Regions from separate parts of the Mus musculus genome. Here region 2 is linked to region 1. A link is a loop called in an ENCODE intact Hi-C map of the cell type or tissue named here. Cell type or tissue: left cerebral cortex. All regions are shown on one strand. Each heading gives the region's core, and the rest is flanking DNA. Links, peaks and the distances in the headings are about the cores only.

The links. Peaks named below come from ENCODE experiments on the same cell type or tissue, not always from the same donor. Only the 100,000 strongest peaks of a DNase experiment are listed, where the experiment ranks them.
Region 2: it touches region 1 in a loop (2.7-fold over the local background); 9 of 42 quality-filtered maps call a loop at or near these places.

What each region holds. Positions count from the first base shown.
Region 1 is chr17:12,049,404-12,054,941 of GRCm38, forward strand. It overlaps Prkn (parkin RBR E3 ubiquitin protein ligase), which reads left to right. Exons shown (of 12, transcript NM_016694.4): 11 at 1,223-1,340. Among named protein-coding and RNA genes, the nearest start is that of Gm46604, 21 kb to the left of the region's middle. In left cerebral cortex, for the core only: no CTCF peak of the experiment used is centred there; no DNase peak of the experiment used is centred there.
Region 2 is chr17:12,115,394-12,120,931 of GRCm38, forward strand. Agpat4 (1-acylglycerol-3-phosphate O-acyltransferase 4 (lysophosphatidic acid acyltransferase, delta)) reads left to right here and starts at 3,891. Exons shown (of 9, transcript NM_026644.2): 1 at 3,891-4,022. In left cerebral cortex, for the core only: CTCF peaks have their summits at 2,235 (motif pointing left) and 5,077; DNase peaks (open chromatin) are centred at 2,924, 3,385, 3,848, 4,444 and 1 more place; H3K4me3 peaks cover 2,497 bases; H3K27ac peaks cover 1,900 bases.

The DNA of each region.
Region 1 (5,538 bases), core at 129-5,128:
AAATATTTCTCTTTAACCATTATTCAGGTTAATAAAATGACTCACGTGTTTGTATTAAAGAAAAAGATAAATAAATAAATGCCATAGAGGTCAAGGTGGAGTGACTCTATTTGGAGTAACATTTTGAGATACAGTTCCAGATCACAACACTTTCATACTAAAAACAAAAACGACCAGCTCTGTCTCTACGAGGGCCAGCCAGTTCTTGAAGTAAGCGGAAAGTGAACGGGCATCTGACCGACTCGGCAGGTGCGGAATGAAGCACCCATCCGATCTGCTCCTCTGGAGTCCCTTCTCCAGCTGAGGATGGCCTAGTCGGTTTTCAACAGGATTGGGTGTTCAACATACGCATTTTGGGGCATGGGGAAGGCAGTCACCCCATTGCAGGCAGCTAAGAGTCAAGGATGATCTATCTGGTCCTTGATAACATGAATGTGATAGCAAAGGCATCGAGGCTTCTGATATTATAGACCCTGAAGGACCTGAAGTTATCAGCCAATGACACATGCCATGTGCTCATTGTAAGGAGCATGTGACATGGCCCCCCAGCACGCAGCACCCCGTGTTTTATATTTCCATCTGAGAGAACTCAGAGAGAATGAGGAGTCCTGACCAATGTCTTACATCTGAGTGGATTTGAACCCAGGCAGCATCTTGCAAAGCCCAAGGTCCTAATTTCTGCTGTCACCAACTCCTGGAAGCCCTTGCTTTCTCTCCCCTGCCTTCTAGGATAGCACCCACTTAGCAGGGTCAAGAAAGAAGCAGAAGAAAATGCAAGGGGGAGTTGAGAAGTGAAGACTGTAGAATCCCAGGCTCCCCCGCTTACATAACAGTGTCCAGCCTCCGTCAGTGCCTCCGAGATGACAGCCAATGTGTTCACTTCACTCTCAAGAGGCACGTGGAAGTGTTTATCACTTGCCTACAGATTAAGCACTTGCTACATATTATTTATTACAATCACATAAAATTCTCAGAGCAGAGAGCTCCATGCCTATAAAATTGAGCAATCTTTTCTGAGCCATAAGCATATGCCATGTGCCAAAACCATGGTGCCCACACATGCCCAGTGGCTGTCCGGCACTTGTCAAACAAGTTAATATTTGAGCTTGCCCAAAGGCACGTTCATTTCTGAGAAGTGTCTTCACTTCTCTTTAAGGAACACAGACTTCAATCCGGATAATGAAGTCTTAAGCCTAAGTTTCTTCTGTCTCTTCCAACCCAGGCCTACAGGGTGGACAAAAGAGCCGCTGAGCAAGCTCGCTGGGAGGAGGCCTCCAAGGAAACCATCAAGAAGACCACCAAGCCTTGTCCTCGCTGCAACGTGCCAATTGAAAAAAACGGTGAGTGTAAGCCGAGGCAAGAGCCAGGATAGTGCTGAGGCCTCCTGCATGGGGGCCTCGGGTGGCAGTCAGGACTTCTGGGAGGGTGCACAGCCTGAGGCCATCTAGGTAGAGTGTGAGCACCTATACTCCAGCATGAAAAGTCTCAACCTCCTGAACCCACATCCCGCTCAAACTAACCTGGTTTCTTCGCAGACATTTGGGATGCTCTCTCGTGCTGCATGCTGTGAAGCAGGCCGCAGTAGCAGTTTCCAAGGTGGTTTCTATGGGGATGAAATTTACCCTTAGGCTGGAAGCCGAGGTGGTGGTAAATGAAACTTTCTGGTGAGATGGTGGCCAGCAGTGGGTGACATCATCAGGCCTCAGTCCAGGGCCAGTGAAGAGAGAAGGCACACAAGATACACTGGTGACCCTTCTTACAAATGACATCTGGCACTAGGCATCCGATGAGTTATCCACTGTTATAGCAACACTAAAGCCCAATGTCCACACAGAGTGTCCTCCACTGAAAGTCCAGACTGAGGGTTGCCATGTCAACTCCACTGGTTAGATGATGCTGTCTACATGTCACCTCATGGAGAATAAGAACAAAAAATGACTAATTTGTGAGGTATGCTCGCTTAGTGCTTCTCCTGAGTCCTTGGCTACTCCTCACAGGTCATTTGAGGACACTGTTACTAGGGTCAACATTCCAAGCATGAATCCACACAGTAAAGCATTTCAAACTCTCTCTCTCTGGTAAAGAAAAGGGGTTAGATTTATTTAACCAGCTTTTCTGGGGAACTTTTAGCTGTGAACACCTCCTCCTCTCCCCAGCCCTGCATGCACACACATGCGTGCACACACACACACACACACACACACACACACACACACACACACGCCCATCACTCTCGTTAATATCCCTGAAAACTGGAGCTTGCTTTGGTTCTTGTGTCCCTGCTGCAGGGGAGGCAAAGCCATAAATGACATAGGTGCCCAGCTCCTCCATTCAAATGTCAACACTACCGGGCTTTGGAAAGGGACTTTCTCTTATACCTCCCAGCAAATCTTCTGTGACTTTTGAGAATTTAAAACAACTATTTGGTAGTATCTCTATGAAACAAAATGAGGGCTGTCCAAGTTTTCTAGAATGTTCCATTTTGCAGTCAACAGACTCAAGAGCGTGTATGTTCCTGTTCAGATGGTTCCTCTTAAGCCCAGGCATTGTCCCTCCAGGACTGTCCCTTCCTGCCTGGTGCAGCCACAACTACTGCCCTCAATAATCCTGAAGCCACATGGAAACCCCAGAGAGCTTAGACTGAAAGATGTGTCCCTCACACCTCCTGCATTCATGGGCCAGAGGCCTTGGCTCTCCGAGAAACTGGGGAACAGCTCAGATCTATCATGATCTGTCTCTGATTGCCGTGTCCTTAAAGTACAGCTTGGAGTCCCCTTGAGCGTGGAGGAGAATTGCCAAGTATGCTTTTGAGACTACAGACTACTGACCCTCCAACCAGACCCAACCACCTGTATTTTCAAGCCTGTGCCAAGGTCTCCCAGAAGACTCGGGGGCTATGCTTGCAAGGCCTGTGCACTGACAAGCATCCTTCAGAGCACACAGCTATGCACAGCACCTCTCCCTCCCCCCAACCCCCACAGTCCACAGCAAATATCATGCAAAGGACATTTGAAAGAAGAACCAGGCACCTGCATCATTTAAGGACACTGCCTTTCCTGGAGCAGAGGCACAAGAACCAAAGTGAGTGCTACACCCTGAGAGCTACTGCTGCTGCAAAACACAGCTCTTCCTCCAAAGGGGACAATAGAGAGTTGTTTCTGAGCCAAATGTGAGTTGCCATAATATGGAACACAGATCTGAGTTGCCCCGAACAATATGTCCCACTCTGGGGGAGACTATGCAAACTTTTAGATTCGTTGAACAAGGACAAAAGATTCAGAAGTCCGTGCTTTTATTTACCAGGTAGATCTCCAGGGGCAGCCTTAGCTTGAGGGCCGGGAGAAGCTGGAGAGGTACCAAGTTCACCAGCACGGTCTGCTCTGAAAGTTTTGCCTGACAGACTCGAAGCGCTTACGTCGGGTGCAGAAACTGTGATAAGAGACTGTTAAGCGGCTCAAGAAAGCCACTTTGGCTCTCAATCTGTAGCATTCCACCGCCCCACATTCATGAAGTGAAGTCAAGAATTCTGCAGGATCTGTACCGCAAAGGGGGGACTTTTCAGAGACCATAAGTCTGTGCCACCAAGGAGACCATTCTGGCGCCCCTAGAGGCTCCACCTTGCTTACCCTGAGAATCAGTGCCCTCATACCTCCTGTGGCCACGCGCGGGACTACTGTGCCACCATCTTAATTTTTTCCTTTATTGTTGTCAGTGTGTTGCTTTGACTTTGGGAGGATTCTGGGAATCAGTCCCTTCCATTCTGTTCCCTGTATTTGTTTGGCTCTAGAGGGCTTCATGCGTGGTCTGCGCTGCGGTTTGCGGAGCGGAGTAGAAGTTGGGCTTTGTTCTACTTGGGTTCCACCCCCCTTCAACCTTTGTCAGCAGTGTTTCTCGCACTGGGAGCCTGGAAACCTATCATGGTCTCTGAGCATCTATCTCACCCTCCGGGACACATGGGTTTGCCATGGGTTTGCAGGGACCATGGGTTAGCCTTGCACAAAGCTAGGGCGAAGGCTGAATAACACGATGCCCATGTCCCCCGGCACCGTTCTCCTTCTGATCACACACCAATCTGCATCAAGCACTCCAGCCTCTTAAGACTTTATCAATACCAGCAGGAGTGTGCTGGTGCTGCTGAGTGGCAGGAACGGGCTCAGCTCAACCCCAGACCCTAACTCTCACCAGTTGGTCTCCTGGGAAAGGAACTAACTCACCTGGTGACTCACTGTTTCTTTGCATGTTGGAACATTGCAAAGGCCACACCTCCTAATAGCCCCACTCCCTGGGCCAAGCATATTCAAACCACCACATTACACTCCTTGGACCCCATAGGCTTGTTCAAACACATGAGTTTATGGGAGCCATGTTTAGCCATAGTATAATGCAAAATTCATTTAGTCTGACTTCCAAAGTCCCATACTCTATAGCAATCTCAACAATGTTAAAAGTCCAAAGTCTCTCCTGAAATTCATGCAATCTCTTAACTATAACCGCTTAAGAAATCAAAATCAAAAAGCAGATCACACACCTTCAACTCACCATTCATATTGAAGAAACACTGCACCAAAGCAAAACAAAAAACCAGCTGGGCAAACTCCAAACTCACCGTCTCCACATCCAGTCTCAAAGCACTCTTCAGATCTCCAACCCCTTTCATCCCTGTTGACTGCTGTTGGCACATCTGGCATTCAGCAGCAACAAGCTTCATTCTCTTGGGCTGGTTCCACTCCCTGTTAGCAGCTCTCCTTGGCAGGTATCCCATGGCTCTGACATCTTGAACATCTTGAGGTATCTAAGGCAACTTCAACTTTACAGCGTGTTGTTCCAATGTCTGGCATTCACATGTGATCTGAGCTCCTCCAAAGGGTGTGGGTCACTTCTCCAGCTCTGCCCTCTGTAGCATTCTAGGCTCTGGTTGACTCTACTCCATTGCTGCTGCTGTTCTTGGTGGTGACATCTCCAATTTGCTGGAGTCCTCTGCTGCTACTAGGCTTCGCCAATAGCTTCTCATAGGCTCTCTTCATGGTGCGAAGCCTCACCTTCTTTCTTTGCATGACCCCTTCAGTTCTGGGATGTCAACTGCAACTGAGGCTGCACCTTCACTAATGGCCTTCTATGCCTTCTCACAGTGTCAAACCTCAGCTGCTCTTCGTGACCTCTTCATGTCTACAAAATCAGTACCACTTGGGTGATTATTACACATTACCAATTCCAGTTGCAGCATGAGGTACAACCTTGACTATCTCTGGAACATGGCTTCTTTGTGATCTTAGAAAGCACTTCCCAGAAGATTTCACCTCAGTGATGTTGGTCTCTTCTTAATCACTGCTAATTTCTTAGCCTCAGCTAATCACCATCAATAATCCCAGTAGTCCATTTTGCTCTTTAAAGAGCCACATGGCTGAAGCTGTCAAGTTCTGCTGCTTACTGGAGCTGGAACATGGCCACCTTGTTCTATTACATTATCACCAGTTTTCTGTTTTCCTACTCATTCACTGCCTAAGCTTGCCTGTCCTGGAACTTGTTCTGCAAACTCAC
Region 2 (5,538 bases), core at 336-5,335, 66 kb after region 1:
TGAGGTTTCAAAAGCCCAAGCCAGGCCCAGTGCTACTCTGCTTCCTATAGATCCAGATGTAGTTCTCAGCTACTACTCCAGCACCTCTCCTGCAAGCCAGCCTGCATCTCACCATGGTGACAATGGACTAAACCTCTGAACCTGTAAGCCAGCCCCAATTAAATGCTCTCCCTTGGTCATGGTCTCTTCATAGCAATAGAACACTGACTAAGACAGAAGCACTCACTACTCCTGCCGAGGACCTGAGCTCAATTCCAGCAGCCATGCATGCCAGACAACTCAAACCACCCAGTTCCTGCTCCAGGGGAACTTATGCTGTTGTGTGCATATGCTTACACAGATACATGCATGTACACACACACACACATATGTACACACAGAGATATATTCATACACACTCATACACATATACAGATATGTGCACAAACACACTCACACTGATACATCCACACACAGATACATCCACACATGCATTCACACATGTGTGCACACACAGGCATACTCACATAGATCCATGCACACAGAGACACAGATGCACACATACACTCATACATACATACACACACACACACACACACACACACACACACACAAAATCTTTTTTTAAAATACCCAGACAAAAGCTACTTAAGAAGGAAGGACTTACTTCTTTTACATAACATGTGTGGGGGGCTGTGGGGGGGGTGTAGTGTGTGGGGGGTGTTTTGCCCACATGCATGTATGTACTGGGTGCCCTCAGAGGCTAGAGGAGGGCTTTAGATCCCTTGCAACTGGTGGACAGTTTTCAACTACAAGCCACGGTACTTCTCACCACTATGATAATGAACTAAAGTCCTGACACTAAGCCATTTTGGGTGCTGAGAATCGACTCTGGAAGAGCAATCAGTGTTCTTGACTGATGAGGCATCTCTCCAGGTCCTGAGCATAAAACTTAAAAAAAAATTATTTTATATATACATTATAAAGGAACTGAAAGTTAATGTTATACACCATTGAATAATTAGCATGTCTGCACTTTGATAGTGACCGCGTACAAGAGGGAGGTGTCACACAAAAGCTCTAGTTGTTCTGGATTTTGGAAACTTTAGGATTTTTAGGTTAGGGATTGTCAGCCTGAATTGTCTTCTTTGCAATAATTCTTGCTGTCATGATGGAAATAGCGCCCCATCCCCCTTAGAGTCTGAAATGAAGGAAGAGACTCTGCTGACCACTCCGCCCTCTTCCCTTTGCCTGTTCTTTGACCAAGGTGGAGCCCCTATCCACTGGAGACCTTGTGTCCATGCAGTATCACGATTGTTTACACGTCTCTTTCCCTTCTGAGATTGAGTGCTACCCCATTTGTTTTTGTGGCTTGGATTCCCAAGAGATATTTGCTGAGCTGAACTGTTAGATTATGACAGAAATGTTTATAACCCTCTGTGAATATAGACACAGGAGGCAGAGTCTAATTGCGACTCTTAAATAAAACGCCTAGAATTCAACCCACCAATACCTTCCCATCCCTCAGATAGGTTTCTAAGATCATGAGCTCTTAGCAATATTGGCTAACAGACAAGGCCTTAGCAATAGTAAGGATCAGAATTGAATCGTAATAATGAAATAAAAACATTAAATATTGAGCTTGGGGCAAGAGCTGCAATTGTCAAATTTTTAATTTCCTGCTGTTTTTACCAAAATCACTCACTGTAACTATAATCAGTGTAATGTAAATTTATGGAAGACTCAGATATTATTGTTATTGTTTGTTTGTTTGTTTGTTTGTTTGTTTGTTTGTTTTTTGAGATGGTTTTTCTGTATAATCCTGGCTGTCCTGGAACTAGTTTGTTTGTTTTTTGAGATGGTTTTTCTGTACAATCCTGGCTGTCCTGGAACTAGCTCTGTAGATCAGGCTGGTCTGAAACTCAGAGATCCATCCACCTGTCTCTGCCTTCTGAGCGCTGAGACTCCAGGCATGTTCCACAACATCCAGCAACAAGTCTCAAATTCTAAAATTAAATTTCCACCCAAAATGCCACTATGAAAAAAAAATTAACTATCTGGAAAGTATTTTTGGAAAACTCATTGATTCCCGTCAACAATAAAATCACAAAATATGGGCTGGTGAGATGGCTCAGCGGTTAAGAGCACTGGCTACTCTTCCAAAGGTCCTGAGTTCAAATCCCAGCAACCACATGGTGGCTCACAACCATCTCTAATGAAATCTGATGCCCTCTTCTGGAGTGTGGAAGACAGCTACAGTGTACTCACATATAATAAATAAATAAATCTTAAAAAAAATAAATAAAATGGTATGGTCAATGTTTAAAAAAAGTCACAAAATATAACTTGAAAAGTTATAAGAGAGAATTTTACTGGGGAGAGGGGGTGCTGAGACCATTTCTCTATGTGGCCAGAGGGGATTGAATGTTCTAGAAGCTAGAGTTAACAAGAACAAGAACTTAAATATTACATTGGATTCCAAGAACAAAAATTCGGAGTAATTTATGTTATGTGTGTGTGTGTGTGTGTGTGTGTGTGTGTGTGTGTATATGCGTGCGCGCGTGTGTACTTATGTGAGTTTATGTGCACCACATTCATGCAGGTGCCCCTGGCCAACATCAGAGAGTGATGGATTCCGTAGAGTTAAAGGCAATTGTGAGCTGCCAGGTGCCTGAAACTGAACCCTGACTTATTCAAGAGCGGTAAGCACTCTTAAACCCGGAGCCACCTCATCTCTCCAGTACTTATAGGAAACTCTTTACTAACAACTTTTATAGCCCTTGCTAGCCGTTCAAGTTAATTTTTACACCCCACAAATGGGCTTTCGGTTTGGATTCTTCCTTATGCCCTCCACCCTCACTCCATTTGGCTTTGCTCCTCTCACATTCTAGATGATCTTCAGGATGTCAAAGTCCAAACCCTTTTCCTGCTTCTTGAGTACCTTCTTCTTGGCTCCTGTCTGCAGGGCAAGCTATTTGCCGTGCTTCTGCAGCCTGGAGGAGGAACTTCTCAGTACTGCTCGCGCTAGAAAGTAGAGCGACCACGGGGCATTCTTTCTGTAAATATGTAAACATCTGCGACAGTGTCTTGAACAGCCCGTATTTGAAGGGCACTTTAGGCACCCAGAGATTGAATTCACCTTTCCAGGAATGTCACAGACCTGGCCTTTGCGCACTTCCAACACCGCCCCCCCCCCGCCCCCTTAAAGTTTCAGGACTCTGTTCGGTTAATCTGCTCAGACCCTTGCTAACTTAACAAGAGTGTAAATGTCATGTGCATGTGTGTGTTGCCTGCTTGTGCGCACTAGCATGAGTAGGCAGTCCTGGCACCCGCTGGCACCCAGCTTTGGAAGGAGAGCATCCATCCACAGGAGCTCCGGGCATCCTAGGTCTGTTGGTCCTAGTCTCGGGAACGCTGGGCGTGATCTTGGAAGGGGCTTCCGGGCTGGCGGAGTGGTGGCCAGGAGAGGTGAGCAAGGCACTAGAGTGCGCGGGCTTCAGCTTTCATCCTGTTTTCCCCCCACCCCCACCCCCAAACGAAATGGCACAGGGGACTTGGGGCGTGGGGGGGGGGGCAATTTCCAGGGCAGGAGGCCGAGGTTTCTCAGGCTGTTTGCACGGGGATGCAACAGGGCTCTTGAGCTGGGCGAGTGGCGGCAGGCCACTGGGATGGCTTTGTTATCCACGCGGGTGACTACTCGATCCCAATCCCCATCTGGCTCCAACAGGAGGCCGAGCTGGACACTTCTTTACACTCATTGGAAGGAGAGGGTGACTCATGTTACACGGGGTCCGAGCTTCCCTCCCAGTAGCTGCTAAGTCGTAGCTTTAAAAGGAAGTGACATGGGTGGGGAGAGACGTCAGCCGAGGACCACCTTTTTTTCCCTTCCCGAAGGGTCCACCCCTTTGGGTGGAGTCTCGCTTTTTCTTTCCAGTGTTGGCTGACTTACAGCTTCTCTAAAGTAGAGGCAGTTTCTGAACCTCAGGCTCCTGCCTCGCAGTTCTGGCTTGTGAGCACCAATGCAAAGAACTGCCCGGAGCGAGGTAGGTGGTGTTGGTACGATTACCAGGCACCTTCTCCTGGGGTGTGGCGTGTGATGATCGGATGCCCTTCTCTGGCAGGGGTCCCTCTGCTCGGCTGGTTTCCTAGTACTTTGGAAGGGATAGGCTCGGAGCGGGATGCTGGTGGGGTTGGAGCGAATGATGCGGGGGTGGGGGTGGGGGCAGAGGGAGGAGCACCGGGGCTCCGCGACCACTGCTTTGTGCCAGATTGTGAGGAGCTTTCTGGGGGCTCTGCGAGCAGCCCTCCCAGGGTGGAAGCATTTTCTTGGCTACCGTGAAGGTGTAGCGATGGCTCCTGTTACATATACGGGCTCTCTTTTCGTGCAACACGTTCTTCTGTCTCTGGTGTTTCTATGACAACCACAAAAATATACTCCACAAAAATACAGTCCCAATCTAAATTGATTTATTTGTATTTCCTTCCTGGGCTTGGCCTGGCTGGGCCTCGCTGGAACGCAACGTGACTCTGTAGATACCCCCTCCTCTCGTTTTCATTTTGGTTTTTCCCTATCGCAGGAGGGCTGGGGGAGGGGAGTTGTCAAGGAAACAGGCATTTGTAATCACCGCTTTATTTACTTAAATTTAAGCTTCTGGGTTCTCCATCATATGTCGGGATTTTTAAAGGGAGTTCTTTTATGTTTTTGAAGCTTTCCAGTATTAAGGGCAGCTTTTAGAAACTTAACTAATTTCTTAAGACATGATATTGAACAAACTAAGAGGGGCAGGGGGATTTAACTCTTTATAGGAGGATACTGCATTGAAATAAAGTGTTGCAAAGTACCTGATAATTCACACTGGTAAATATGTTATCAGCTGTTCAGGCTCACCCACAAGTCTAAACATGTATAAAACGAGTCTTGGCTCTATTCTGAACTTCATTTAGCCACAAATCAAAGTTCAGTTAGCATAAGAAATGCTAACTACCCAGCTGGGTCTCTAGGGTATTGTTCTGTGGTGCTCTCACCTGGATTACCCAGTGTTTACCCTCTAGTCTTTCCAAACCTGGCACGGATCTGCTCATCTGAAGTTATCACTCAGCATCTCCTACTGGGGGGAAAAAGTTATCTCAAGAGGAGGGAAACGTAGTGTGGATGTGTGCATGTGTGTCTCTGTATATCGGGGGTGGGTGGGTAAGGTTCCTTTTGAGAAAAACAATTAAGACTCCCAAGTTAGAGGTATGATATCCTTCTGGTGCAACGTAGGGAGGAAAAAACAAACCTTCAGAAGAAAACTAAGACACGAGAGGAAATTATCACCTACCCAGTAATAAGCAGAGGTGGACAAAACTTGATACAAATAATTCATTGCTTAGAAGGCAGGCCCATTAGTGGTTTTGGGTGCTGCTTATATTCAGTACCTCTGAAGCAAGCCTGATAATGGACCCTCTTCTAATGTGCATGCCCAGTACCAGAATTCCTTCCTTATTGGTACCAATATAGAGTCCTGTATTACTGAGATTATCTGTGGTAAGAATTTAAAAGGCCTCAGGTTACTTTCA